Regions from separate parts of the Homo sapiens genome. Here region 1 is linked to region 2. Evidence: chromatin loops called from intact Hi-C (ENCODE). Cell type or tissue: heart left ventricle. All regions are shown on one strand. Each heading gives the region's core, and the rest is flanking DNA. Links, peaks and the distances in the headings are about the cores only.

What was found. Peaks named below come from ENCODE experiments on the same cell type or tissue, not always from the same donor. Only the 100,000 strongest peaks of a DNase experiment are listed, where the experiment ranks them.
Region 1: a loop joins it to region 2, with 1.9 times the contacts of the local background. A loop is called at or near these places in 3 of 110 quality-filtered maps.

The regions. Positions count from the first base shown.
Region 1 is chr22:38,920,183-38,935,226 of GRCh38, forward strand. LOC105373032 (a long non-coding RNA gene) reads left to right here. Exons shown (of 3, transcript XR_938256.2): 2 at 994-1,368; 3 at 3,935-6,277. Among named protein-coding and RNA genes, the nearest start is that of APOBEC3A, 30 kb to the right of the region's middle. In heart left ventricle, for the core only: CTCF peaks have their summits at 3,950 and 7,299; DNase peaks (open chromatin) are centred at 3,779, 4,338 and 7,309; H3K4me3 peaks cover 1,447 bases; H3K27ac peaks cover 2,197 bases; H3K27me3 peaks cover 371 bases.
Region 2 is chr22:38,774,323-38,789,366 of GRCh38, forward strand. It overlaps DNAL4 (dynein axonemal light chain 4), which reads right to left. Exons shown (of 4, transcript NM_005740.3): 2 at 8,341-8,548; 3 at 6,604-6,687; 4 at 4,186-5,291. The coding sequence starts at 8,409. The coding sequence ends at 5,127. Among named protein-coding and RNA genes, the nearest start is that of DNAL4, 12 kb to the right of the region's middle. RefSeq lists an enhancer at 5,345-5,845. In heart left ventricle, for the core only: no CTCF peak of the experiment used is centred there; DNase peaks (open chromatin) are centred at 3,039, 6,919 and 8,299; H3K27ac peaks cover 3,191 bases.

The DNA of each region.
Region 1 (15,044 bases), core at 3,502-11,501, 150 kb after region 2:
ATAATAATAATGAAAAAGTCTGAAATATTGTGGGAATTTACCGATGTGACACAGAGACCTGAAAGTGAGTACCTACTGTTGGGAAAATCATGCCAATACACTTGCTCGATGCAGGGTTGCCAAAAACCTTCCATGTGTAAAAAAAAACACAGCATCTGTGACTCAGTAAAGTGAATCCCAATTAAATGAGGTGCATCTGCACTCAGGATAAGTTATGCTTTCATCCCTCCTCTAAGGAGAGCAAAAGGGCTCAAATTTGAGGTCCAAGTATGTGTCAGGCATTTGATATTAGGGTCTTTCACTTAATTCTCATAGGAGATTTATCACAAATTTCCCAATCAAGATTCAGCCTCATAGAAGTGAGCCTCCTGAGTGAGACTCTGTGGCTCCTAAGTGGGGAATCTAGGGCTCGAACCCAGGTCTTGCTGATCCCATGTTTTTCTCACCATCACTGGATACTTCCTTCTTATGCAAGGAGAGAAATGCAAATTCTACAAAAGAAAAATGGGCTTGTGGTCTAGACAAGCATCTTGGTTAATGTCTGAGGGTCATGTTAAAAGCTTAGAAAGTTAGTTTTGTCTGCTGGGCATGGTGGCTCATGCCTGTAATCCCACTACCTTGGGAGGCCGAGGCGGGCGGATCACCTGAGGTCAAGAGTTCGAGACCAGTCTGGCCAACATGGTGAAACCCTGGCTCTACTAAAAATACAAAATTAGGTGGGCATGGTGTCATGTGCTTGTAATCCCAGCTACTCAGGAGGCTGAGGCAAGAGAATCGCTTGAACCCAGGAGGCAGAGGTTGCAGTGAGCTGAGATTGCACCATTGCACTCCAGCCTGGGCAAAAAGAGCGAAATTCAAAAAAAAAAAATTGGTTTTGTGATGGCAGCTGTTGCTAATCAGGGTATGGAGTCAGGAGCTTAGGTCTAGGGTTGAGCTCAGATCTCGACATGGACCAGGCTTTTCCCCTGTCTCAGTGCCTCATTTATGGTTCAGTTTCAGGCAGCAAAACTAATGAATGATTTCCAACCACAGAAGCCGTCACTGGGAGAGCCAATAAAGATACGACAGATCTGGCAGGAGAACAAGATCCAGCCCAGGTGATGGGGTGTGAGGCTTGGTCTTAGCTACAGGTAGGTCGTTTCCCTTAGCTCCTGGATGACTCAGCTTGGCAGCCACCCAGACTTCTATCAGGACCCAGAGGTGCTGCCAGCTCTGGAGCCATGTCAGGCCAGCTTTCTCCCCATGTCACCAGGGAATGGAGATTTTTCTGGTCTGCTGGGGCTTTTCCTAATTCTGCACGGTCGGCTTGAGACTGTCCACCTGTTGCTCCATCTAGGCTGCGTTGCCCTTATGAGCCGTCTTCACAAGGTACGTTTGGAGGATGTCAGGATGTCTTTCAAAGGATTTGTAGACATGCTTTAAAGTACTTACGGAGTCAATGTCCCCTTTGCTTCAAGCTTCTCTCCTACTGTAGGAAATAATGTCTACGGTGGCCCATTTCCAAGGCAAAGTGCCTCAAATAGGCTTGGGCCCACAACCTGCGGATGGACAGGATATACTAGACCCCTGCTGGTCAGGGCCCCCTTAGTTACCCCCACCCAAAGCAAAGCGTTTAGTCTAGAATGAAAGTTTACTAGCCTGAAAAATAGCTCACTTTATCTATTCTTATCAGCTTGCCTGGCCACCTGGGTCATAAGTCAAATACTTGAAGAGCACCTTAGCTGACTATGATTGCAGTGCATTATGGGCCACAACAAACTGCAGCGAGACAACCCTAAAGTAAACACCTAAAAGCCCCAACCCAACGACCAATAGGTGATGTCTGGGAAGATGGTGACCCCATGGTACTCAGCCTATGAGGAACCGGGGGAGGGACTTGCCTACTAGGGGATACATTGCTTGTTGTAACTGTACTGGGTGTGCCTGCCTACCAGACACCAGATCTTGCAAGACTGTCATTAAAAGTCTCACTTCTGGCTGGGCGCAGTGGCTCATGCCTGTAATCCCAGACTTTGGGAGGCCAAGGCAGGCAGATCCCCTGAAGTCGGGAGTTCAAGACCAGCCTGACTAACATGGAGAAACCCCCATCTCTACTAAAAAAAAACAAAAACAAAGAAAAAACCTACAAAATTAGCTGGGCATGGTGGTGCATGCCTGTAATCCCAGCTACTCGGGAGGCTAAGGCAGGAGAATCACTTGAACCCAGGAGGCGGAGGTTGCGGTGAGCCGAGATGGAACCATTGCACTCCAGCCTGAGTGACAAGAGTGAAACTCTGTCACAAAACAAAACAAAAACAAAACAACAACAACAACACAAGTCTCACCTCTGCAATTCTCTATGTCTCTAAGTTCATCCTTTGGGTTTGGACAGGTGAGCATGTTTCTCATATTACCCACACTGGTGGGCCCCGTAGGCTTCCTGGTTGGTCCAGGAGTGGATGCCTGATGCAGGCTGCACAAATCAGATTCTCTCTTCTGGAGATTTAGAATCGAGAACCAGTGGTTATCATAGGTTAGCCTTGGCTGTCAGACCTGGAAGGTGAGGAGACCCAGAGCTGAGGGTGCCCTTTTGGGACAGGTGTCAAATCCTTGTACAAACAGAGAAACCAGACTGACAAGGGGGTAGGATGAAGGAGCTGAAGGAGAAGCAGAGCCACAGAGGACCGGGCAGAGAGAGGGGCTGCCTTGGTGGGGACAGCCTGTAGACAGCGCCAACGACGTGGGGCTGGTGCTGTCCCCACTGTGGTCTCAAACACCAGACTAGTGCCCGGTCAGCACAGAGTTCAGGACAGTGGTGCAGCTGACACCCAGAAAGACACCGCAGTGGAAAGCCTGGCCTGACGCTCCCAGCTCTCTCCCTGCCATGCACTGACTCCATGTCCTGTGAGGAGGAGGTGGGAGGAGAGTTTTATTAGGGGAATTCATTTGTAATAATTGCCTAAGTATTTGCTACTTAGGAGAACATGGATCTGCAAAGGGTCCATGACCCTTTGAGTCAGAGTTTCACTCTTGTTGCCCAGGCTGGAGTGCAATGGCGTGATCTCGGCTCACTGCAACCTCCGCCTCCCAGGTTCAAGTGATTCTCATGCCTCAGCCTCCCAAGTAGCTGGGACTACAGGGGCACACCACCATGCAAGGCTAATTTTTGTATTTTAGTAGAGACGGGGTTTCACCATGTCGGCCAGGCTGGTCTCAAATTCCTGACCTCAAGTGATCCGCCTGTCTCGGCCTCCCAAAGTGCTGGGATTACAGGCATGAGCCACCACAGCTGGCCTGCAAGGGGTATTTTTAGGTGTTAGAAGCATCTCGAGGCATCCTTTCTCAACGTTTCACACCACAGACCACTGAATGGGCATTTGGCACATTCATAGATCATCAATTGTAATTCAAAAAAAAGTAGAGTTTCATCAATGATTTTAAATTTAAAGAGAGTGTTTGAAACATTAATTATGTTCTCATATCCATGAGATCTTCATTTCTTTCTTCCTCTCTCTCCCTCCCTTCCTCCTTCCTCTCCTCCCTCCTCCTTTCTTCCCTCCCTCCCTTCTCTCCTTCCCTTCCTCTCCTCCCTCCTCCTTTCTTCCCTCCCTCCCTTCTCTCCTTCCCTTCCTCTGCTCCCTCCTCCTTTCTTCCCTCCCTCCTTTCTCTCCTTCCCTTCCTCTGCTCCCTCCTCCTTTCTTCCCTCACTCCCTTCTCTCCTTTTTGCTGCTGCTTTGCTGTTTGCTGCCATCAGGGCAGGGGTGGAGCAGTAAGTGGGTTCCACCCCCAGCCACACCGTGATTGGCTCAGGAGTGGACACGTGCCCTGAGCCAGTCTAATCCATGCTAACCTCAGGACCTTCCTGGGAATTGTGGGAGACAGAGACTCTCTGTTGGTCCAGATAGGTGGGGCGTACTGTGGGCTTGGCGCTGCTGTAACAATTTTTCTACCACAGGAGACGCTGGTCTGAAAAGAAGGCAACGCAAGGAAGAGAACAGAGCCAAGGCACCTGCAGCGAGCCAGAGCCAGAGCCCTGACATCACAAATGCTTTAATTGGTTCCATTTATTGTTTAATCCACTTGAAATTGAATTTCTGTCATCCCCGACTGGAAGTGTACTGACCTGCATACTACCTGTGTTTCCTCACAGCAGGCTGAAAAGCTGTGCCAATATTGAGCTCATCCAGAATTAGACGAAGTTTGTATTCTTTTTATTACTTCCTTTAACCCTGAATCAGGGTCCAGAAGCATTTTGTTGACCATTAACTCTTCTCTGTGAATAAAGCAGCATGAGGAACAACCTCTTTTATTCACAGAGCAAAGCTCTTCGCTGCTCAGCCACAGCGGCTTCAACTCTGGCACGGGTCCTGAAGTGCCATTTCTAGCACATGACTCACAAAGTAAATAATCTGTAAATGAAAAGCCTCTTATCATACTTTGGCACGAAAAACAAAGCGACAAGCCAGGCAGCATTTTTCCCTCATATTTGAACCCCACATGCACCAAGGGCTGTTTTATGCCTTGCACATGAGGAGTTTGGTTTGCTCAAAAGCAAAGTATTGGCTAACATGTGTGTGCACTAGTAATTGCATTTCTGCTTTGTGTGCTCTGTTATCTGATAGAGGAGCTTTGTCAATATCCTTTGGATCTCTCTCCAAGCACAGTCTTCATTATGATCTGTGAGCTGATTTACGGTCTTCTTGGCAATTTTACGACTGATATCTAGGTGCATTTGCTAAGAGGACAGCAATTTAGAATGATGTTTCTGTAGCTTTAGTCTCCTCCGCACCTTTAATAAGAAGAATAATCAATTTTACATTAGAAAGTTATTTTGTGCTTATTCTGGAAAAATGGAATTGGTTGCTTTTTCTAAAGATAATGAGAAACACTTTTTATGGCTCCAGACTACTATATATCAGCATTTTCATTTTAACAGTAATATATCGAGGACTAGGGGCAAATGGATTGCTTGTCCAATAAATGAAATGTTCAAGTATTCCTCACTGAACTTAGACTCACAATTTTCATTTATGGTTGCATGTGTAAAATCACCACTCAAGAACTTGTTTGTCCTTGAATATATAGTTTTGTATTTCCATAGTTATATTGCAGAACCATTTACTCATTATGTTTACAGTGCCCTTCTGAGGATTTATGCTGCCATTTTCATCATTACTTTGCATTTTATAGAACCTCTTTTTAGTCATTGATCCATTTTGGTGAATTGGAGATACAGTGTGACATATCTACTACAATAACCATGAAAATTAAAAAATAACAGACATAAACTATAACTTGCAAGCGAGAAGCCCTATGTGAATATGATTTATTAATACTTTGTTTTAAGTCTCTTTCCCCTGGTTCTCACCTATTGAAGCTTTTTGCTTTTCTGTCAGCCAAGAGGTGCCAGGTAGGTAAGGAGCATACTGGGTAACTGTGTACTCCGTGCCCAGGCCTACTCATGCCTCTGTGGGCTGGGCACTGATGCAAACTTCTGCCAGGCATGGCCCTCTTAAGTGGACAGGGGATAGAAAAATAACCTAGAAATGATGACAAATGTGGCTTCTTTCCAATGATCACATCTCTTCCCTTTTCCTTGGCTTACTTATTGGTTCAGACCTTCACAAAGAAGTTGACCAAGTGCAGTGACAGGATGATGTGCTGGTCATCATCCTGTCGCTACACTGAAACATCCCTTTCTCCCTTTTTGGGCCCATGGTGGAGTCAGGCTTTCCCGCATCATTGAGGTTAGGTGTGAACACGTGATTTGCTTTGGCCAATGAAATGGGAGTGAAAGTGACACATCCCTGCCAGGTACAAGCTTTAACGGCCAGGGAACAACGTGCGTCATCACTGCCTTGACCCTGTGGTCAATGTTCCAGACAGGGGTCTGTGTCAGCCTGTGTCCCTTAGTGAGGACTGGGTATAGACTGCCCCTCTCCACTTCATGGATATTTAACTTAAGCAAGAAAAAGGCTTCATGAACTTAGGCCACTGAGATCATGGAGGTTTGTTCCTGTAGCATAACCCAGCCTCTTCTGTCCAAAACAAGTGGGTACACAAATCCAAAAAGGACAGAAATCCCTTTGCCCAGTTCCCTTCCTGAGAGCTGACACTGACTGGCACCCAGCCTCAGCCCCAAGCCCAGGGCCCTCGTTTATAGACACTCATCTGTGTCCAAGTTTTGTTCTTCTAGTTGCCATTCTTCCATTTTCTCTTTGCCAGTAACACACAAAAAATGAGAGATTTTCTCAGTATTGGTATGGATTTTCAATTAACAACAACAAAAACAACAAAATACTCCCAATATAATAATTCTTTTTTTTTTTTTTTGAAACAGGTTTTCGCTCTGGTCACCCAGGCTGGAGTGCAGTGGTGTGAACTCAGCTCACTGCAACCTCTGCCTCCCAGATTCAAGTGATTCTCCTGCCTCAGCCTCCCAAGTAGCTGGGATTACAGATGTGTACCACCACACCTGGCTAATTTTTGTATTTTTAGTAGAGACGGCGTTTCGCCATGTTGGCCAGGCTGGTCTCGAACTCCTGACCTCAGGCGATCTACCTGCCTCGGCCTTCCAAAGCGCTGGGATTACAGGTGTGAGCCACTGCGCCCAGCCTCCCAATAGGAGTGTTTAAAAACACTCATTTTTAAAAACGAGGCCGGGCGTGGTGGCTCACACCTGTAATCCCAGCACTTTGGGAGGCTGAGACGGGCGGATCACCCGAGGTCAGGAGTTCAAGATCAGTCTGGCCAACATGGCGAAACTCTGTCTCTACTAAAAATACAAAAATGAGCCGGGCGTGGTGGCAGGTGCCTGTAATCCCAGCTACTCAGGAGGCTGAGTCAGGAGAATCGCTTGAACCCAGGAGGCAGACGTTGCAGTGAGCCGTGATCACACCACTGCACTCCACTGTGGGCGACAGAGTGAGACTCTGTCTCAAAAATAAATAAATAAATAGAAACTAGAGTGTTGGGTCTAAGGGCGACAGTGGTAATTAAAACACAAAGATCAACGCACTGTTCAAAGATTCCCAGTGCGCGGCGCTGCTAGAGTCGCTGAGTCCTCACAACCCCGGCTCGTGGCGCGAGCCTGGTGCCACCCGGGCGGTGGTGGGAGTGTCGCGGCCCGGGGTGGGTGGGATTCAGGCTGCCGGGGGCGGGGGGGGGGGTTGCCGCAGAGGGGGCTGGGGAGGGCGGCACCCCCCCATTGCCCGTCCTGGGCCCTGCGTCCCCTGGCGGGCTGCGGCCAGAGCAGATGGCAGCACCGGCGCTGGAGGTGGCAGATCCCCGGGGAATGAGCAGCGGGATAGATCACTGGCTGCAGGGCAGGGGGCGCTGTGAGTCGCCCTGGCCGAGCTGTCGGAGAGGAGATTACTTAGCAGCTGGTAGTGAAAGGAGACGCCTGGGCAGATTGGAGCAGAACGGAGACTCAAAGCCGGGACTGGGGTGCCTGTTCTCACAGTCACTGACCCCCACCTGTTCGAAGACTGGCAAGATTCTGTGAATATGGGGGAGGAAGAGCCAATGATTCCCAGCAGAAGACGCAAGATTCTCCAGTGTCATAAACTGGATAGTATATGCAGAGTATGTGGAAAATGCTAGCTGGGTTGTTCCCCAAGCAATGCAAACACCATCGTCCCTTCCCTCCAAACCATGCCTTGTTTGTACCAAGGACTGCACAGAACTTGGAGTGTCACCGAGTGACAGAAAAAGGACCCAACACGGCGCAACCGCTCAGCCCGAGAGGCGGGTGTATTGTCGTCAACCAACATCTGAATGACGCTTGCAAACTGAATTTGCCGTGCAGGGTTTCCAACAGCAGGCATGTTTTCCAGATGCTTTGAAATCCTCTTTTAAAAAAGTGAATAAGAGGCCAGGCGCAGTGGCTCACACCTGTAATCCCAGCACTTTGGGAGGCCGAGGCGGGCAGATCACGAGGTCAGGAGTTCGAGACCTGTTTGACCAACATGGTGAAACCCTGTCTCTACTAAAAACACAAAAATTAGCCAGGTGTAGTGGCCCGCGCCTGTAATTCCAGCTACTCAAGGGGCTGAGGTAGAAGAATTGCTTGAACCTGGGAGGCAGAGGTTGCAGTGAGCCGAGATCATACCACTGCACTCCAGCCTGTGTGACAGAGTGAGATTCTGTCTCAAAATAAAATAAAATAAAAAAGTATACAAGGCTGGCTGAAGTGGCTCATGCCTGTAATCCCAGCCCATTGGGAGGCCGAGATGGGTGGATCACCTGAGGTCAGGAGTTCGAGACCAGCCTGGCCAACATGAGGAAACCCTGTCGCTACTGAAAATACAAACGATTAGCCAGGTGTGGTCGTGGCACCTGTAATTCCAGCTACTTGGGAGGCTGAGGCAGGAGAATTGCTTGAACCCAGGAGGGAGAGGTTGCAGTGAGCTGAGATCGTGCCACTGCACTCCAGCCTGGGCAACAAGAGCTAAACTCCATCTCAAAAAAAAAAGTAAAAAAAAGTACAATATTTTAATAAGCCAAAAGCCACCTTTTTTTTTTTTTTTTTTTTTTTTTTTTGAGACAGAGTCTTGCTCTGTCGCTGAGTCTGGAGAGCAATGGCATGATCTCGGCTCACTGCAACCTCCGTCTCCCGGGTACAAGCAGTTCTCCTGCCTCAGCCTCCCAAGTAGCTTGGATTACAGGCACCTGCCATCATGCCTGGCTAATTTTTGTATTTTTGTAGAGACGGGGTTTCGGCATGTTGGCCAGGCTGGTCTTGAACTCTTGACCTCAGGTGATCCATCCACCTTGGCCTTCCAAAGTGCTGGGATTACAGGCATGAGCCACCGCACCCAGCCACCACCTTCTTTTTTATACATCTTAACTGTGCCTCTCTTCCTTGTATTTTGTGGGTGTCATTTGTCTTTTCACAGCATTCAAATGTTTCTGTCTATTTGACATCAGTCTGTGGTTTATTTGTAGCCTTAAAAGTCAGATCTGGCCAGGCGTGGTGGCTTATGCCTGTAATCCCAGCACTTTGGGAGGCTCAGGCAGGCAGATCATGAGGTCAGAAGATCGAGACCATCCTAGCCAACATGGTGAAATCCCGTCTCTACTAAAAATACAAAAATTAGCTGGGCATGGTGGCACATGCCTGTAATCCCAACTACTCAGGAGGCTGAGGCAGGAGAATTGCTTGAACCGGGGAGTTGGAGACCTGGCAACAGAGTGAGACTCCGTCTCAAAAAAAAAAAAAAAAAAAAATCAGATCCACTTACTCTGAGATATTTTCCCCCATAACTTGTTTTTTCTTTCACAGTGCTGATGTGTTCAACAACATCTGAATAGTGGGAATTGGTGAAAAAGATCATTCTTGGACCCAAAGAAATTTTACATCCATTCCAAAACTTGTTTTATATAATTATAATTTTAATTTATAAATTTTAGATTTGGGCTAGTTTTGTATTGTCCAATAATTATTTTGACAAACGATTTACTTTGCTTTCTCAGGAATTTGTCAACTCATTTGTCTCATTTTTTTCTTTAAAAGTTTTTTTTTTAATTAAAGACTTTTTTTCAAAAGCAGTTTTAGGTTCACAGAAAAATTTGAAGATGCAGAGATTTCCCATATGTTCCCTGCCCCACACATGCAGAGCAGCAGTTTTTAATTTTAATCAAGTCCAGCTCATCAATTATTCCTTTCGTGGGTCAGGCCTTTGGTTATTGTATTTACAAAGTCATTGTCATAACCAAACTCATTTAGGTTTCTTCCTATGTTATCTTTGAGGAGTTTTATACTTTTGCATTTTACAATTAGATCTATGATCCTTTTTGAGTTAGTTTTTATAAATGGTGTAAGGTCTGTATCTAGAATCACTTTTTCTTTTCCATATGGATGTCCAGTTGTTCCATCACCATTTATTGGGCCAGGTATGGTGGCTTACACCTGTAATCCCAGCACTTTGGGAGGCCGAGGTGGGCAGATCACCCGAGGTCAGGAGTTCAAGACCAGCCTGGCCAACATGGTGAAACCCTGTCTCTACTAAAAATACAAAAATTATCCAGGCGCGGTGGTGGGTGCCTGTAATTCCAGCTACTGGAGAGGTTAAGGCGGGAGAATTGCTTGAACCTGGGAGGTGGAGTTTGCAGTGAGCCGAGATCGTGCCACTGCACTCCAGCCTGGGCGACAGAGTGAGACCCTGTCTCAAAAAAAAAAAAAAAAGAGGATCTTTGTGTCTTAGTCTATTTGTATTGCTATAAAAGAATTCTCGAGGCAGGGTAATTTATAAAGAAAAGAAGTTTATTTGGCTCATGGTTCTGCAGTCTGCAGGCTATACAGTAAGCATGGTGCCAGCATCTGCATCTGGGGAGGGCCTCAGGCTGCTTCCACTCAGGGTAGAAGGCAAAGGGGAGCAGGTATCACATGGCAAGAGGGGAAGGAAGAGAGAGAGAGGAGGAAGGTGTCAAGCTTTTTTAAACAATCAGCTCTCGAGGAATGAATAGAACAAGAACTCATTCACTACCTCAAGAACAGCAGCAGGTTTTTGAGGAGGGATCTACTCCCATGACCCAAACACCTCGCACTAGGCCCCAACTCCAACATCAGGGATCAAACTTCAACACGAGACTTGGCTTTCAACATGAGACTTGGCAGGAGACCAAGCAAACCATAACATTGTATTCCCTTTGCTTTTTTGTCAAAGATCAGTTGACTGTTTATGTGGGTCTATTTCAGGGCTCTCTATTCTGTTCCATTATCTATTTGTCTATTTCACCAATACCACATGGTCTTGATTACTATAGCTTTTAAATACGTTTTAAGTCAGCTAACTTCAGGCCTCCAACTTTGTTCTTCTCCTTCAGTGTTATGTTGCTATTCTGGGTCTTTGGCCTCTCCATATAAAGTTCAGAATGTTTCTTGATATCCACAAAATAACTTGCTGACATTTTGATTTAGATTGCATGGAATCCATAGATGAAATTGGAAAGAATAGACATCTTGGCAATATCAAGCTTTCCTATCCATAAACATGGAATATCTTTTCTTTTCTTTTTTTTTTTTTTGAGACAGTCTCACTCTATTGCCCAGGCTGGAGTGCAATGGTACCATCTCGGCTCACTGCAACCTCCACCTCTTGGGTTCAGGTGATTCTCCTGCCTCAGCCTCCTGAGTAGCTGGGATTACAGGCACACGCCACCACACCTGGTTAATTTTTATATTTTTAGTGGAGACGGGGTTTTACCATGTTGGTCTGGCTGGTCTCAAACTCCTGACCTTGTGATCCACCCACCTCGGCCTCCCAGCGTGTTGGGATTACAGGCATGAGCCACCGTGACCAGCCATATCTTTTCATTTATTTAGTTTTTTATTTCTTTCATCAGTTTTATGGTTTTCATTATATCTATCTTGTACATATTTTGCTATATTTATATCAAAGTATTTCTTTTTTTTGAGTGCTAATGTAAATGGTATTGTGTTCTTAATTTCAAATTCACCTGCTCATTGCTGGTATAAAGGAAAGCTATTGACTTTTGTATATTAACCTTGTATCTGGCAACCTTTATATAATTGCTTATTAGTTCCAGAAGTTTCTTTTTGACAATTCTTTAAGATTTTCTATGTAGACAAATGCTTTGTGGTATGAATGTTTGGATCCTCTCAAAATTTGTATGTTAGGCCAGGTGCGGCGGCTCATGCCTGTAATCCCAGCACTTTGGGAGGCCGAGGCGGGCGGATCACAAGGTCAGGAGATCGAGACCATCCTGGCTAACATGGTGAAACCTCGTTTCTACTAAAAATACAAAAAAAGTAGCCGGGTGTGGTGGCGGGTGCCTGTAGTCCCAGCTACTTGGGAGGCTGATGCAGGAGAATGGCATGAACCTGGGAGGCAGAGCTTGCAGTGAGCCAAGATTGCACCACTGCACTCCAGGCTGGGCGACAGTGCGAGACTCCATCTCAAAAAAAAAAAAAAAAATATATATATATATATATATATGTGTGTGTGTGTGTGTGTGTGTGTGTTAAAAACTGATAGCCAATGCAATAGTATTAAGAGGTGGGGCTTTTGGAAGGTGATTAGGCTCCACTCTCATAAATGGGATTAGTGCTCTTATAAAAGAGGCCAGAGGGAGCATGCTTGCCCCTTCCACCATCTATGAGGAATGGGCCCTCACCAGATACCAAATCTGCTGGCACCTTGATCTTGGACTTCCCAGTCTCTAGAACTGTGAGCAATACATTTCTATTGTTTATAAATCACTTAGTTTAAGATATTTTGTTATAGCAGCCCCAATGGACGAAGACAATGGTCATGTTATCTGCAGACAAAGACAGCTTTATTTCCTTGCTCCTGATCTGTATACCTTTTATTTCTTTTCCTGTCTTATTGCATTAGTTAGGACTTCCAGTAAGATGTTGAAAAGCAGTGTGAGAGAGGGGGCATCCTTGCTTTGTTCCTGATCTTAGTGGAAAAGCTTCTAGTTTCTCAATTTGCCTCAATTTTCACAGCTGGTATTTTGTCACTGGCTACTGGCTACCTGCTATGACTATTTCCCCTAATAAGTTAAGATTCGTTTCAATACAATGTATAACTCTTGAAGCTGGTGACTTTTAGGGAGGCATTGTTAAACAAATGCAAATAGTAAATCCATTTTATCATGAAAGCTGAATTTGATTTAGCATGCTCAGTTGCCAACTCCCTTTATCCATAATCTCCCTTTGCATGGAATAATTTTGAAACCTATTTGATTCAATGTTATTTTTTGAAGTATTTTCAGTTTTTGAATTCAGTGACACCTCTTCAATTAAATTTGCCTGTCTACCAATGACCACAGGATTGGACTCTAATCTTGCAAACTATCTGAATTTGCCTAGTGCTTGTATTCTGGGCAACTTGCAAACTTCCCAAGACTTCTATTTGTATAATGAAACAGGATACAGTTGTCACACTTTGAATCTGTGGTTATTTAATCTGATTCTGGAGCTCACTTGAGCACAATTAGAGGAAAGACTCTAAGAAGATTTAGTTTTTTTAAAAGAATGAGCCAAACATTTCAGGCTACAACAGTCAACCCTATATAGATAACAAACAATGTCTACCATCTCAAGCCTCCCAAAGTTGCAATGCCGGGGCTACCATTTGTGCTCTCTGAGTGGTGGCTGGACAAACTTGGGCAGCTAACCTTTACAATCCTACGTGCCTTCCAAATTTAAAAAAAAAGAAAAAAACAAAACAGACAAGAATTAGTGATTATAAACTCATACTTGCAGGCTTGAGGTAGACGCTATCCTGCGTGTTTTGTAAACTGGTGATATTTTACCAAGGGCCGAGGTAGGAGGAAATGGAAATTTGGTGTTTAATGGCTACAGAGTTTCCATTTGGGATGATGAAAAAGTTATGGAGATGGACGGTGGTGATGGTTGCACAACACTGTGAATGTACTTAATGGTGAATTTGATGTTGTGTGTATCTTACTATACATTACTTTTGTTTTTATTTTTATTTTATTTTTTTGAGACGGAGTTTCACTCTGTTGCCCAGGCTGGAGTGCAGTGGTGCAATCTCGGCTCACCGCAACCTCTGCCTTTCGGGTTCAAGCGATTCTCCTGCCTCAGCCTCCCAAGTAGCTGGGATTACAGGCGCGTGACACCACGTCTGGCTAATTTTTGTATTATTAGTAGAGACAGGGTTTCACCATGTTGGCCAGGTTGGTCTCGAACTCCTGACCTCAAGTGATCCACTCGCCTCGGCTTCCCATAGTGCTGGGATTACAGCGTGAGCCATTGCGCCTGGCCCATGCCACACTTTTTTAAAAGGCCTTCTGTGTGCTGATTCTGCTGCCTGCTCACCCCTGTTTCTGCTCCTCTTGGCCCTAAGGCCACCTCCCTGAAGCAACAGCAGGTTGCAGTTTCTGGCCTCTCCTCTCCCACACCTGGCTTCTACTCGCCTCTCTCCTCTGCTCGGCTCTGCTTTCTGCCTGCCATGCCTTTCTCTTCCTCTTCACCTTCTCATTCCACTCCCATCTTTCTGACTTAGGAACTGAACATTTGGGAATCAGATGCCCAATGAAAACCAGCTGTGGGAGTCATAGACGGTCTCAGCCCTTCCCCTCTCTTTTCTTTTCATTTGCAGCCAAGTAGCCATTAAGTCAAAAGGCACGGGGCAGGATCTGGGGACCCTGGAATTAATTATTGACATTTACCTTGGCTTGGCCCCCAGCAGCTTTGATGCAAACTCCACCCTTGTTGGGAGCCCCATCCCCTGCCCCACACCACCCAAGAGCATTTCTTTTCTTTTCCTTTTCTTTTTTTCTTTTTTCTGTTTTTTTTTTTGAGACAGAGTCTCGCTCTTTTCGCCCAGGCTTGAGTACAGTGGCGTGATCTCAGCTCACTGCAACCTCCGCCTCCTGGGTTCAAGCGATTCTCCCTGCCTTAGCCTTCGGAGTAGCTGGGATTACAGGCGCCCACCACCACGCCTGGCTAATTTTTTTGTATTTTTAGTAGTGATGGGGTTTCGCCTTGTTGGCCAGGCTGGGCTTGAACTCCTGACCTGAGGTGATCCGCCCACCTTGGCCTCCCAAAGTGCTGGGATTACAGGCATGAGCCACCATGCCCAGCCCTTAATAATGTTTTCTGATGATAAAAACAACACTCCCTCATCACAGGCAATTTGAAAAGCAGAGAAAAGTTGCAAAAGGAAATTATCCCTATTACCACCTAGAGATGGTGAATACTTGAATTTTTTGTTTAAACTTTGAATTTTATTTCAAATTGACAGAAAATTGCATAGAAAGAGGATCCGTATACCCTTTACCCAGATTCATCAGCTGTGAACATTTCCCCGGTATGCTTTAACCCTGTGTTTGTTCTATCAATCATGTGTTTCTCATTCGGATTATAAAATTGACACTTTGCTCTATTCTAGTGTTCCTCAGCTTTGGTCTCTTTGGTGTTTGACCACGATTATGTGACAGATGGAGCCTGGCCACCATGTCCCTGGCTGTACCCCAGGCCCCAGCCTAGCCCTCATTTGCACCATGGGGTGTGATCATCCCCAGCTCCCGGGCACCGTGCCATGGCAAAGTCAGGTGTGGCCATGCCA
Region 2 (15,044 bases), core at 3,026-11,025:
TGGGTTCTGGTCCCAGCCACCTGGGGCCCTTGGTCACTGGACCAGGTGCATGTGTGTGTGTGGCCGCCCTGCCTCTCCTGCTTTGGCTCTGCAGGGGCCCAGTGCCTACAGGGGCTTAGAGATGATAACCTACCTACCTGGCACACCCCAGCCTTCCAGACTCCCAAGCCTCGCACCCAGAGTGGAGGCCCAAGGAAGGGATGGCCCCCCACAGCACCTGACCCAAATCTTTGATCAGCCCTTCCAACTTTAAAGCACACTCACATTCAGGGCCACTGTCTCCTGGGAGCCCTACAGTAACTTTGGGAAGCAGGCATAGCCGGAGCTGCGAGTCCTGTCTTGCAGGTGATGAAACTGAGATCTGAGAAGCGAAGTGGCTTGTTCAAGCTGGCAGGCAACCCTGGAGAGGGTTCAGAACTGTCACAGGCCTGCGGGGAACCCTGGCTCTGCCACTTAGGTTGTGGGTCTTCTCATCTGCATGAGGGGGACACTGAGGGCATCTCCTCACAGAATGGACGTACACATTAGGGAAGATGGGGTTGGTGAAATGCTTGGTGCTGTGCCTAGCACGTCTGAGGAATCTAATAGTTTGGGAATATTATTCAAAATGATTCGAGTCTTCTGCCTTCTAGGCGTGCTCTCCTTCCACCCCCACGGCCTTTCTAAGGATTGGAGATAGCAGCTGGCAGTGGGAGGTGGTTGTTTTAAATATGAGATGAGGAGAACGAAAGGAAATTAGGACAGGGTGGTGGCTTTTGTGGCTGCACTCTGACAACCCCCTCCCAAACCTGGACACAATCAGATGCTGCCTGCTTCTGCGCTTAAGGAGCTGAGCCTCTGCTGCACAGTTCTCACTCCTGCTGTGGGGCGTGGGTGGGGGACACTGGTTTGAGGGGGGCCCCCATAGCCCAAGGGCACACCCCCTTGCCTACCTGTAGGGTCTGTCCTCTGGAGAAGCAGGAAGTAGGTTAAACAAGATGCTGGAGTTTCTCTGCACCTCTTCCAAGGCAACATGAAATATTCACCAGATTTCTCCAAAGGCCCCGCAGAGAGCTTCAAAGCTGGCTGTCCCCGCGGCAGCACGCTCCCTTCCACAGGCGACACAAGGCCTCGTGACCAAGCCCTCACCCTCCACCTTCTCACACTGACTGCCTCGGCACCTCTTGCTCCCCACTCTTGGGAGGCCTGTGGTTCTGGAGTCCCAGCAAGGGGACCTATGGTTCACTCTCTCTGATCTGGCGGGGCACTCACTGCTCTCCCAGGCAGAGGGACAGGCCCTGGGGTTGGGGCCTGTGACTCCCTTTAGACATGTCCAGACAAGGTTTCCGATTTTTGCCCCACACTGACTCTGGCTGGGCCCAGCAGAGCGGACTGGGGTGTTAGTGGGGGGAGGCCCTCCTCCCCATACTGCAGATGGCAGCGAAGAGGCGGGGTTGGTGGCAGGCCTGTGGTCACTGCCTCCACTATAAATGCTGCAACTGCCGTGGAGGGTGCAGGGGAGGCCTGGCGATGGTGAGGGAAGCAGCTAGGAGATGGACGGCCCAAGGCGTGGCCAGGCCGCGGGGAGCCCAGCTGTCTGTGGGGGACGGGGCAGGAGGGAAGTGGACGGAAGGTCTGAGAATGCAGCGTGTGTGGAAGAGCAGGGACTATCCAGGCAGGCAGCCCAGGTTCAAGTCCCGGCTACAGCTGCTCCCTAGCTGGACCCTGGGTCAGACACTCCATCCTCCAAACCTGAGTTTCTCCATTTGTAAATAGCAACAGCAACCCCTAATTTGGAGGTCTGCTGAGAGTTACACATCAGGGTAAGCCCAGTGCCTGCCAAGTGGGGGAAGCCTCCTTCCTCCTGAGCCCCAGCAAACCCTTTCACCTTCAGCCCGTCCTCTCTCCCCACCCCCATATCCTCTCCCATCCACGGCCACTGCCCGGCTTCCCTGAACCCATTGTGAGCTTCCTGGAGCCCCCACTCTGCACGGGCGGCTGGTCCCTCAAACAATGGTGACTTCCCCCTCCCCACCCCCATCTCACCCCTTCCTGGGAAAATGCCAAGGCCCAGTTCAATGCCACCTCCTCTGTGAAGTCCTCCCCAGCCCCCTAGTGAGAGTCACTCTCTTCTCTGAACTCCAGATTCCCTGAACCCCGTCTTCTCTCTTCTGGCAAATGAACCTGTCTTGCTTTTCTGTTCCTGGGTCTGGCCCTCAGTAGCCTGTATGCTGGGTGGCAAGGACGGTGCCTTCTCCGTGGTCACGGACCTCTCCTTTCAGCCCATCATCAAATGCTTATTGAATGTTACGGGCAGCAAGGGCCCTGGAAGGCCAGGTGTCCACGTCTGGCATGGGTCTTGGGGAGTGGAAGTAAAGCCACCGGGGCCAAGGAAACCCCTGGGAAACACACCTGCCATGGTTCCGTCACCTGACCTGGCCCAACGGTGACCACACCATTGTCTGGGAGCAGGAAGGGGAGACTGTGAATGACCCATTTCTGGGAAGGCAAGTGAGGAGGGTTCTGCTGCAGTGACAGGAGTGACTAGGGTAGAAGGTTTGCTCGCCACCTGTGGTGCCACCGTACGGTGTGACTGTGAGGGCCAGACACTGCACAAGCCTCATCTCACTGAATCTCCACCCACCCCGAGGAGCTGGTGTCAGCACCCCGTCCACAGGTGGCAAGAGGAGGGGCACAGCGATAATGCGGTGCACACCTCGGGGGTGTCACCTGTTCCAGTTGCGGTCCCAGGCCTCCCGTCAACCTCGTGAGGTGGGTGCGGTGTATCCCCATTCTACAGACAGAGCCACTGAAGACAGAGAAGTTAGGAGGAGCAGGGCCAGACCCGAACCAGCTCTGCGGGCCTCAGCACCCACGCTCCTGCCACCCCCACCACCCTGGTTGCCGGCTGAGCCAGCCTCGCTTTTTGGCGCCCACGTGCAGCAGATGAAAGGAGAGAACAGATGCAGAGCGGGCGGTAATCAGCGCAGCTATTCTAGGCCTCGGCGCCTGCTCCCCACCTCCAGCGCCGGCCCCCGCCTCTCCGTTCACTCCCTTCTGCCAATCCCTCCGCAACACCCGAGTGGCACAGGGTTCTGGCCAGGGCAGGTCTGAGGCCAAGAAGCTGCCCCATCCGCCAAGTCCCAGAGGGCCAGGACCAGCTGGAAAGCCACCCAACCAGATGGTCAGCCTTGAGGCAACGACTGCGCCTTCTCGTTCTTGTCTGTCCCACTGCTCTTGGACCGGGTGCGCACACGGCAGCAACCTTCCCCTTGGCTGCATGGGTCTGGTCTGAGCAAACCTTACCTGCTCGCCATGAGGCTGCCCAGCCAATCTGTTGATGGATCTTGTTAGTGCTGGACGCTCAGTCTCACAAGGGTGGGACTGGGACTGGGATAAGGACAGGGCTTCAGCTCCCAGACCCATGTATCCTAGGGACCATCTCAGGAGGGCCCCTGTGTGCATGGGAAGGCGGGCTCTCCCCGCTCTCCCCACGCCCGGGGTGTTCACTTCTGAGGCTCGGATTCAGGGGACAACCCCTGAGGGGGCTTCACAGGCCTGCACGTGGCTCCTGTCCTCAAGTCACTTCTCATCTCCTGCGTTTACCCCAAGTGCCTTGGGGTAATGTCTAGTTTTCTGTCCTGAGAGCAGCCCTCTCCCTTGGTAAGATCCCGTTTTCTGTTCAAGCGTCGGCTGTCAGGCCTTACCCCACTGGAGACCCTGTACTCCCCAGGCTGGGCTTGGAGTCCCTCCTTCCTCCTGCCAGAATGCCCCGCCCTATCTTACAATGTTACTTTTCGTATGAGTGAAATGATGGGGCCCATGTCCTCTGCAGTGGACCGAGAGCTCACTGAGGCCAGACCTATGGCTTGTCTTTGTATCCTCAGCTCCTGGGGCCTGACCCTCAGTGGCTATTGAATAAGCATCTGTTGAACTGAGTGAAATTCTGTGGGCCTGAAAACATCTTTACTGTAGCTTAGTCCAGCTGCCAAGCGTATCTCAGTGTCCGTGTGGCCCCATCCAGCTGCACTTGGCCCCCAACCTCAGTGACCTAATGGTGAGAGGGGCCAGGCCATGTCCACTGGGGCTATGCCTGGGCCAGGGGCTTCCAGCAGCCTCACAGTTTAACCAGAAACATCTCTAGGTGCCTGAGCCTGAGGATACTGATCACACCTTCCCCTAACATCAAGAGACTGTAGAATGAGGTCAGTTTTTGGTCATTTTAATTGTAAAAACCAAGACATTTATATAAATAAGACCGCTGTGTAAAATACGATTCACCCTTCTACTAAAACCCTTTTCCCACACTCGAAAAGAACATAGAAAACCCAGCAGAGAGCAGTACAAATCAGCATGCGGTCCCTGATGCGAAGTCGCGGGCAGGCCAGGGTTCCCTGCGGAAGCAGCCTCGTGGTGAGAGCACTCCTGCCCAGGTGTCCCACCAGAGGCTCGGTGACCCCTCGAGAAACTGCCAGGTAGCAGCTCCCACACACCAGCCCCTGGCTCTCAACTGTACGGGTCGAGGAGGGGACGGGAAAGGCTGCTTGGTCCCCACCAAGGCTGGGGGCTGGGGGGGCTGCTGGCCCAGTGAGATGCAGTGGTCTGTTCAGCCTGGGGTCAAGTTGGGGGAAGGGGTTTCTGAGGGGTCAGCACCTCCCCAGAGGACAAGGAGAGAAGCTGCCTGTGTCCCTTGAAAGAATCATCTCCTTCTTGGGGCCATTTTCATATGACCACTAATGACAAGGACGGCCGACACTTCCCGGCAGTACTGGGGATGGCAGGGCAGTGGGGCTCCCAGGATGCAAGGGGAAGGCAGCCCTGGAGAAAGGGGGACTGGCGTGTTCCTGTGCGGAAGATCTCATCTCCCACCTCCTCTACCCTGTCACACCGCCCCACCCCACGTCTCCCACACAGACCCATGCCCGCTGCCCCGTCCACACCCTGAGACTCCGAGGGAGACGGTTGAGAGCCTGGGGATGGAGATGTCAAGTTCACACACTGGGCGTGGCTCAGGAAACTGGTACACAAAGACAAAAAGAAAAGACCCCAACTCTCCTTGGAAAAACCAGGACCTGCCTAGGGCTGCTCCCCACCCCAGATGAGTGGCAGGAAAAGGCCCTGCAGGGGACGGGGCAGGGGACAGAGTGTCAGGAGCACTTCCAGACGCACACAGCCAGGGTGCCCCCGAAGTACAGGTAGAGGAGGTTCTTCACCTCGTGGGTGATCTCAAACCCAAAGCCCTCGCCGATCACCACGTGCCAGGAGGAGCCGAACTTCTTGTCCATTGTCTCTTTGATCATCTTGGCGGCGCTCTGGAAGGAAGAGGGCACTTATCAAGGGGGCGCAGGGCAGGTGGGGGCAGGAGTCAGGTCCTTCTCCAGGAAGGAGAAGGCTGGCACTGAGGTCTTGGCAAGAGAAAGGCCTGCTGTCCTATTTCTCTTGTCCTCCTGCTTCAAAAAGGGTTTCCACGCAGGCCACCTCCTGCCAGGTCTATTACACAGGCACAGAAAACTAGACATTACTCAGCAGTCAAGAAGAAACTGGCTGAGGCGGGAAGGCAAGCATCAGGTCTGGAGATAGCCTGGGGCTGCGTCCTGGCTCTGCACTTAGTGCGGGCTTCCTGGGCCAGTGCCACCTCCCTCAGATGTAACCTGGACAAGCGGGGCACCAGGCAGTCTCAGGACCAACTGGATGGAGAGACCTGGCACCCTGCAGACTGCGAGGTACCTGATGCGTTCAGTGGGCTCTGGGGAGGCGCCGACTACTCCCCTAGTCATGGCCACAGTCGACTTCTTCCTGTGCCTGCTCTTTCAAGACGTGCCCCCTGTGTGAGGAGGTCTAGAGGGGCAGGGACCCCCGCTCGGCAGGGCGAGTCCAGGTGCAGGCGCCTGAGGTACACCAACAGCGCCTCCCACCATGCCAGGTGCCATGCTGGGCACTCTGTCCCCATCGTCTCAGTAAATACATCCTCACAACTGGCCCAGTGAGGAGGCACCATCGCCACCCTCCATTTAAGGACTAGGAAACTGCGCTCAGAGTTGAGAAATGGCTCATTCAAGGGTACAGCTGGGAAGGGCTGAAGCCAGGATCTGAACCTGGGCCTGGCCGACCCAAAGCCTGGGCTCCCACTGGCCAGTGTCTTGCCTCCCCACCGGCTGCCGCAACACTGACTTCTCGCTCTCCCCACCAGATTGATGAATGGCCTTCCTGCGTTGATGCCTGCTGGCCGTATCCCCAACACCTAGAACAGCGCCTGTTCAACACCTTTTTGAATGGATGAGTGAATACATGAATGGATGCCTGGGCAGGCCTCTGTTCACCACTGGGATGGAACCACGGGGAAAGGCACCCTATTCAGCAGCCCACCTGAGGCAGGGAACATGGGCAGGGGCGTCATGGAGACCCCTGTGGCTTTGCTCCTCTAGGGCTGGGTGTGACCGTCAGTGCCTGGAGTCAGCGCCAGCCTCTCACTCACTGACTTTCCCCAGACTGAATGCTTCCAAGGAAGGCTCTGGCCTCATCCTAGCAGTACTGTCTGGAGCCAACTGCAGGGAACAGGGGCCACTTTATTCACCCACAGGGGCCATCAAAAGCACGAGGGGCCGCCTGCACTGCTGGCAATACCTCGTTGTTGTTGGAGAATTTCTCACAGGCTGTGACACATAGCTCCATGGTCTCCACGCGCATCTCCTCTGGCATGTCCGAGTGCTAGAGACAGGGCAGGGGTAACAAACAAGAGACAGGCTTAGCCCGTGACCTGGCCTTCCTGGCTGGCCTCTCTGTCCCAAGCTTAAGGCATGGACAGCAGGTAGCCTCCCTGGCCCAGCCCTGGGCAGGTGACCCATCTCCTGACTGAGGGCCTGCAGCTGGGGCAAAGGCATGGCATGGAGCTGAGCCTCGTGGGCTCTCAAGCCCAGGCTCTCTGCAAGGGCACGAAGCCAGCACCAGGTTCCAGCCAACAGACATGGGAAGAAAGCCGGCTGAGGGCGGAGGGAATGCTGGCTATGGAAGTGTGTTCCGACGGAATCTCACCCCGGAGGCCCGAAGAGGCCGCTGGGCGCTCTCTGGGGCCCCTGGTTTTCCTCCGGCCTTTCCCTCTGCTCCTTCTCCATCGATCTGCTGGATTTCCTTCCTCCTCCCAGCTCCTGGAGGGCCCTGGGCCCCACCTCCACTCTCCCATCTCCAGCGACTCCATCTCTGGGGTCTTGTGTGTTCCGCGCCTGTCTGTGTCCTCTCTGTGGGAGGGCTCCCACACTTCTACCCCCAGCTCTAACCTCTTCTTTGGGCTCCTGACTACTCTGTCAAACTGGCCACTTGACAGCCTCACTTAGATGTCTAAAAATAACTTGATTCCCACAAACCCATCTTCTTCCATCTCCTTTTCCTGGTAATTGATACCATTTTTTCTCCCAATACTCAGGAAAAGACAGACTGTAGCAGCCACCCTGGACTCTCTTGCTCCCATACCCAGTCTCCAATTTGGCAGCAGGTCCTTTGGCCTCTGCACTCACGGAACACCCTAAACCCGACCGCATCTCGCACTCTACTCCGTGAGCCGCACCCAGCCACCCTCATCGCTCTGGGCCTCCACAGCGGCCTCCTCGCTGGTCTCCCCACTTCTGCTCTGGTATCTCCAAATCCATTCTGCTCACAACAGCTGGAGTGAGCTTTTGAAAACCAAACAGATCTCATCACTCCCCTGCTTAAAACCCTTCAGTGTTCCCCCTTCGATTCAGGACAGAACCCACAGTTCTCACCACATTCTTCACTGTGGCTGGCCAGGCCTGTAGGGTCTGGCCCCACTGGTGCTGTTATGTCCTGCCACCCTTCTCAGCACTCCATTCCAGCCATGCTGGCCTTCTCTCTGTGCCTCCAAAATGCCAAGTTCATTCCCATCCCAGGCTTCCCGTGCCTCTGTTTCCCCGGCTTGGCATGTTCTTCCCCAGGTCTTTGTGAGGTTTGCTCTCTGTCTTCAGGTCTCTGATCTGCAAAACCTCTCCAGAAGCTAACCTCTGCTCTCCAGCTCCTTCCACCTGCTTCATTTTTCATTATAGTACTTACTGCCTACGATCATGTTCTTAAAACATGTATTTCATGTGGGCCAGGCCTTCGCCTGTCTCGTTTACCATCCCCACAGTGCCTAGAACAGTGCCCGGCATAGAGTAGGTGGCCCAATACTTGGTGAATGAATGAATGAATGAAACAATGAATCACTGTCAACTCCAAGATGTCTAGGTCTGAGCCAGCAGAGCCCTTCTTAACTTCCTCCCACTGCCATCCTGCAAGGGACAAGCTCCACCCACCTCTCTCCAGGCTGTGTGGGCCCTGCCGGCAGTCCTGCCTCCCTCCCCTGGGGCTTACCCTGACCAGAGGGAAGGTCTGCAGTCGCTTATAATCAGCCTCATCTTTCTTCCCTTCTGTTTCTCCCATGATCCTTCCACTGTGACCACTGGAGGAGAGTGGGGCTTTCAGGAGGTGCTGGGACTGGCAGTTAAGACACACCCAGGAGATTCAGGAAGCAGGCCCTGCCAACTCGGTGGGAGCAGAAAATGTCTTTCCCCGGGGGGTGCTGCAGAAAACAGGAGAAACCAGAAAAAAAGAGCTGGCTTCAAAACCATACATCGCAAATTAGAAATGTCTCAGTAACAATCTGACACCTCCCCATCTTAACTCCTCCGCACCCTTTTCCAAATGGCCAGCAAGTCTGCAGACGGCAGGATGAGTCAACACGAGATGCTGGGACCTGGTTAAGAACACACTGGTACGATGCCGCAAGCCCACACTGTCATTATCAAGACAAATACTGACTGTGGGCCAGGCCTGCAGGATGGAGGCTTGAGCTGGCAGTGAGCAAATGCAGTTTCCCCGCGTACCCACTACATACACGGTCCTTCCCTCCCACTACACACATGGGCCTTCCCTCCCACTACACACACGGGCCTTCCCTCCCACTACACACACGGGCCTTCCCTCCCACTACATACACGGGCCTTCCCTCCCACTACACACACGGGCCTTCCCTCCCACTACACACGCGGGCCTTCCCTCCCACTACATACGCGGGCCTTCCCTCCCACTGCATACACGGGCCTTCCCTCCCACTACACACACGGGCCTTCCCTCCTGCTACACACATGGGCCTTCCTTCCCAGAAGCTGTGCTTAGGAAGGGAAATGTTCAGGTCACCACTGACAGTCTGGGCTTATTGGCAAGCAAGGGGGCCCCTCTGCAGGCCCTGATCTTCAGGGGAATGGGCACGGTGCTGCTCTGTGCCCTCCCTGGCACACCAGGCTCCCTGGTTGTTCTTTCCTACTCCTTCTTGGACCACTGGGTCCTGTCCTGCTGGCCCAGCAGCTGGGAGGCTTGGGTGCTGCTGCTGGTTCAGTCAGTCACCAGCAGTATGGCCCTGGGCCCCAGACTCCTCACCAGTAATGTGGGTACAGTCACATCCATCTCATGCGGCCGTTATGAGAATTCAAAGAAACAGTGCCTGTAAAGCTAAGACAGTGCCAAGCACACGGCAGGCACTCAGTACATGGCTGTTCCCTAACCGACGGGGCTTCTACTAAAGAGACGGGCCTGGACCCGAGATGACTGGCAGCACTCCTGCCAATCCAGGCATTTCTCTTTCATCTTCAACCCAATTTATCTCATAATTCAAAGTTTTTTTTTTTTTTAATCTCAGAAGTACTGACATAAGCGGATACAAATCACCAGGTTGTTAAGCCCTTTTTAATGATTTATATTAGACAACTACAGCAAAATAATGTTATTCCAGCATTTCTCACATTTCCAAATAAATTTCCTTTCACTGCACAGTCATGGAACCCAAAGGTGCCGAGCACGGTAACTAACAGGCAGGTGATGACACGTGACGGCTGTCGGTTTCCTGCCTGTCGGTGTTTCACATGCATTTACACACCTTGTCATCGCAACAACCCCGGGAGTTCGGTTCTGTAGGGACAGAGGCATGAGGCTGGTCAGTCGCTGGCCTGAGGTCACTCAGCTCGTTAGCGACACAGCTAAGGTGTGAATCCAGGCCCGGCTGTCGGCATGGGCACTCCTGACCCCTTGTTCATACGCCTCCTCATGGGCACACAGGAGGCACTCACAAGCATACATCAGCTGCCCACTGGGACAGCTCCTATCATCCTAGAAGGGAGACGAATCAAATATTTGCTCTTCCCCTTTGCTGTCTCTTTCACTTTTTTTTTTTTTTTTTTTCTTGAGACGGAGTCTCACTCTGTCGCCCAGGCTGGAGTGCAGTGGCACGATGTCAGCTCACTGCAAGCTCCGCTTCCCAGGTTCATGCCATTCTCCCGCCTCAGCCTCCCAAGTAGCTGGGACTACAGGCGCCCACCACCACGCCCGGCTAATTTTTTTCTGTATTTTTAGTAGAGATGGGGTTTCACCGTGTTAGCCAGGATGGTCTCGATCTCCTGACCTCGTGATCCGCCCACCTCAGCCTCCGAAAGTGCTGGGATTACAGGCGTGAGCTACCGCGCCCAGCCTGCTGGCTCTTTTTCTAATGTTAACTTGACCCTGGTTTGGCCCAGCCTTGAGCTTTCTGGGCACTCTTTCTGGGCTGTGCTCTTGATTTGATCCCCGCTCCAATGACTCGGTGCCACTCCATTTGGTCGGCTCCCTCGCATGAGGCTGGAAGCCTGGCACAGACCCCCCCCCCCATCCAATGACATTGGTATTTTCTGATTTCCCAGTGGACAGATGGCTCCACTTATCTCATCAATTCTGGGCATTTGTACCACTCAGATGTTAGCAGTTTTTGTTTGTCTCTCTCTACAAGCTGGTGAATTACCAAGCACAATTTCATTGTACTTTCTGGTCAGGTTCCTTATTTCACAAAATTCAGGGAATCATTTTGTCTTTGCTCATGAATGTGAAGGCGTATTTCCAATTCCAGGCTGTCCTCCTAGCCTTACTGCTTCCTCCTCTACCTTTGTCCAGGTGTGACAGAGGTGGCGGCTACACTGATGACAGAAGGAAAAGGGCACACAGTTTGTTTATCTCTGAGAATTTCAAGGGGGAACAATGAAAAATGTGGAAGCAGCTTCTTAGGCATCTTCCACTGAGATGTTTCCATTTGATTCAATTCATCCCGGAGGCTAAAAAGTGCTGGCATGTAGGAGCCAGGAGGGAACCAGGAGCCAGTTGTGGACATGCCACCCTCCAGGAGGTCAGGGTCTGTGACAGCTGCTCTAACATGCAGAATCCTGCTGAGATGTCCCATGACTTCAGAGGTATGACCAAGGCCCATTTCTCAGGAACAACGGGGAAAAGCCAGTGGGAGAGTGACCTGTGCAGCATCTTGCAGAGCTAAGAACTGTGTGGGCCGCAAGCCGGAGTGTGCAGGCATGGAGACCAGCTCTGTCAAAGACGAGCATTCTGCTCACTTCCTTTCTTTGCAGCCGTCAGCAAGTAATTTCACCTAAGCCTTGGTTTCCTTCTCTATGAAACGGGATACTAAATCCTATCTCTGCGTTCTCAGGAAGCTGTTGCAAGCCCCAGGTATGTGTATGTGAGCGATTTGAAACGTTAAAGCTCTCTGCGCTGTTATCACAGTGCTCTCTGCTACCAGCGTTAATCAGCCAGGACTTGGTCACCATGATTCAGCCAAGTTTACTAAGGGCCCTGACTACAAAGAGCTTTTTCTAACCACTACACATACTTCTGGGGACCTAAAAGAGATGAGACAGAATAAAAAGGAATCGTTATAGATGATGTGTTTCCAAATACAGAAAGGCAGGAGAATTTTTTATGACGCTGTATCATTATAGTACAGCTAGAGTCATTCAGCCACAGTCCTAAAACTCTCCTCAAAGAATGTTACCAAAAATAGCAGAACCAGAGGTTCTAACAACCTTATCAATCTTCCATGCAGAGAAGCATGTGCCTGAACTCTTGGAGCCAGAAAGAGTCATGTCAGGTCTAAAAGAGCCTTTTAATAATATAATTGTGGCTGGGTGCAGTGGCTCACGCCTGTAATCCCAGCACTTTGGGAGGCCGAGGTGGGTGGATCACTTGAGGTCAGAAGTTCGAGACCAGCCTGGCCAACAGGGTAAAACCCTGTCTCTACTAAAAATATAAAAATTAGCCGGATGTGGTGGTACATGCCTGTAATCCCAGCTACTGGGGAGGCTGAGGCAGGAGAATGGCTTGAACCCGGGAGACAGAGATTGCGGTGAGCCAAGATCACACCATTGCACTCCAGCCTGGGCGAAGAAGTGAGACTCAGTCTCAAAACAAAACAAAACAAAACAAAACAAAAACAAAACTGTGCCCACCGCCAGGGTACTTGAATCTCCTGGGTACAGAAGCTCGACTCCAGCCCATCTGGCCCACAGTGGTGCAAAGCCAGGGGCAGCCTTATTCCCTCTCCCACTACCCCTGCTCTCCTCCTCACTCAAGGGCCATCTGTGGGCTTTACATATCCTCACCCCCTCTGATGTGAGGCTCTTCCTAAGCAACAGTGGGCACAGACAAGGGCCCTTTATCTCATTGCCTGGTCAAGGCCAGTGTTCCTGGTCCTGCTATCCCTTGTTCTTTTGTGGCACTGACCTCAGTCACCATTCACTATTCTGTGTCTGAAGCGTCTGGGAAGAATCCTAAAGAGGGTTAGGGTGTGTGGGAGGGACTGGGAAAAATGAATGCGTTCTGGGAAATAAGGCCCAAAATATCTGCCAGCCCCCTGGGAGGGGGGCAGCCATTCAATGTCTGGAACATCCGCGGCCCTTAGATCACGGCTCGCCTCCCTGTACCACCCACCATGCACCTGAGAGATTGCAGGACACACCTGGAGCATGTCATGGTGGTTCTGAGTACAGACTCCACCGTCGGATCTGAATTCACATCTTGGTTCTGTTTTAGACAAGGGCTTACCTCCCTAAGCCTCAGTTTTCTTTTCTTTTCTTTCTTTCTTTCTTTCTTTTTTTTTTTTTTGAGACAGCGTTTTGCTCTTGTTGCACAGGCTGGAGTGTAGTGACGCGATCTCGGCTCACTGCAACCTCCGCCTCCCGGGTTCAAGCAATTCTTCTGACTCAGCCTCCCAAGTAGCTGGGATTACAGGTACGCGCCACCACGCCTGGCTAATTTTTGTATTTTTAGTAGAGATGGGGTTTCACCATGTTGGCCAGGCTGGTCTCGAACTCCTGACCTCAGGTGATCCACCTGCCTCAGCCTCCCAAAGCGCTAGGATTACAGGCGTGGGCCACTGCACCTGGCAGCCTCAGTTTTCTCATCTGGAAATTGGGGCTAAGGACTCAGCTCCTGTTACTGGTGCAGTAGGAAGGAAACTGCGATATCCTTCTTCATAGACCAACCTGCTACACATCTAAACGTGCAGCCAAACAAACCACTATCTCCCAAGTTCCCACTATGTGCAAACCACTGTGGTAGTAATGAAGGAGGAAAGAGTCACAAGGAAATTCTGTGAAACCTCTTGGGGCTGAGGTGGTAGTGGTGTGGCTATGGTGTGCCTTCACATCCACCATCTCATTTCATCCTCCTAACACCTGTGAGGGAAGGATCCAGCTCCCTATTCTCAGACAAGTCACTGGAGCTCAGAGAGGTTTTATGGGTGGCCTGAGGGTGCACAGCCGGCAATGGTAGAACCAGGATCGGAACCCCAATCCATCCTTCTGACTCGACCTTCTGTGCTTTCTCCTTTGGCACAAGCAAGTAGGAGACAAGCCAGTAACACAGATGACTTCGATACTCAGCATCCACCCATCCAGCCTCTGTCCAGGCCTGCCTCTTGCTTCCCGCCACATTGGGGACACAGGCGGGCACTCCAGTCTTCCTTGGCCTTCTAGCGAACAAATGAAGAACAAAGCTGACAGGGGAGGAAAAAGGATCCTAAGGACTTGGGCATTCGTCCAAGACGCTCGTAGTAAGGTCAGGAAATGATGCAGAAGCCAGGCTCCCAGACCAGTTTAAAGTGTGGGCAGACGCAGGGCTGCCATTTTAAAATTCTGCTGCAAAAGGGCCTTAGAAGATACATCATCTACTACAAAAGAGGAAAATTTGGCAGAATAAAGATCAGCCCTCCTCAAGAAAAGTCAAACACACGAAGTTGTTTTTACGTGGTCCTTATTTTTTCTCATTTTGCTGCGGTCCAATGAAAACTTAATGTGCCTGGGACTGAGGGAGGAGTGGAGGGAAGGAGAGGAGGGAGGGAGAGAAGAGAGGCCTGCTGTCTGGATCTGCAATTCTCAACATTTCCTCATGTCCGACACCATGTGATAAGTGACATTGACTCACACATGCACCCTCAAGGACTTAGCCAGACTTGGATGAAATCCCAGACAGTTTTGTCAAGATACAAAGTATAAGGAAAGTCACAACCATCACAGCTATTAGCTCCCGGAGAACAGCTGCTCGCCACACACAGCAGGGCAGGCTCCCGCCCCGCTCTCTCCCACTCAAGAGAACAGATTTGAATCTAAGGGAGTAAGAGTGACATTATCACAGAAATAAATTGGACTTAGCATGGATTTATTTTTTAGAAACTCATTCACAATTGCTAATTACCAGTGACATCTCACAACCGATCACGACTTAACTGTGCCCGTGAGTCCAGATTCCCTGGGGCTGAGGAACTTGATTTGGCTCTAGATGCCCCAGAGCACAAAGGCCAGTGTCTGGCACACGGCAGAAGCCCAGAAATTATCCAAATTGCAATTAACTTATATTTCATTTGCCCCATGGGAGGGGAGAGGACCTATCACATCCATTCAAGACTATTTATTGAACACTGATCCTGAGCCAGGCACCAGAATGGGCGATCTACATACAGGATGTCCCTCCCCCAGTCACTCTGTCAGACAGGTACTACTAGCCCTACGTTACTGGTATAGCCACACAGCCTGAAAAAAAGAGAGTTTCCACCTAGTTAATAAACAAAGGGGCTAGGATTTGATTGCAGGTATATATGACTTCAAAGATTATGCTTTTTCTTTTCTTTTCGAGACAGGGTCTCACTCTGTTGCCCAGGCTGGAGTGCGGTGGCATGATCACAGCTTACCGCAGCCTCAACTTCCCAGGCTCAG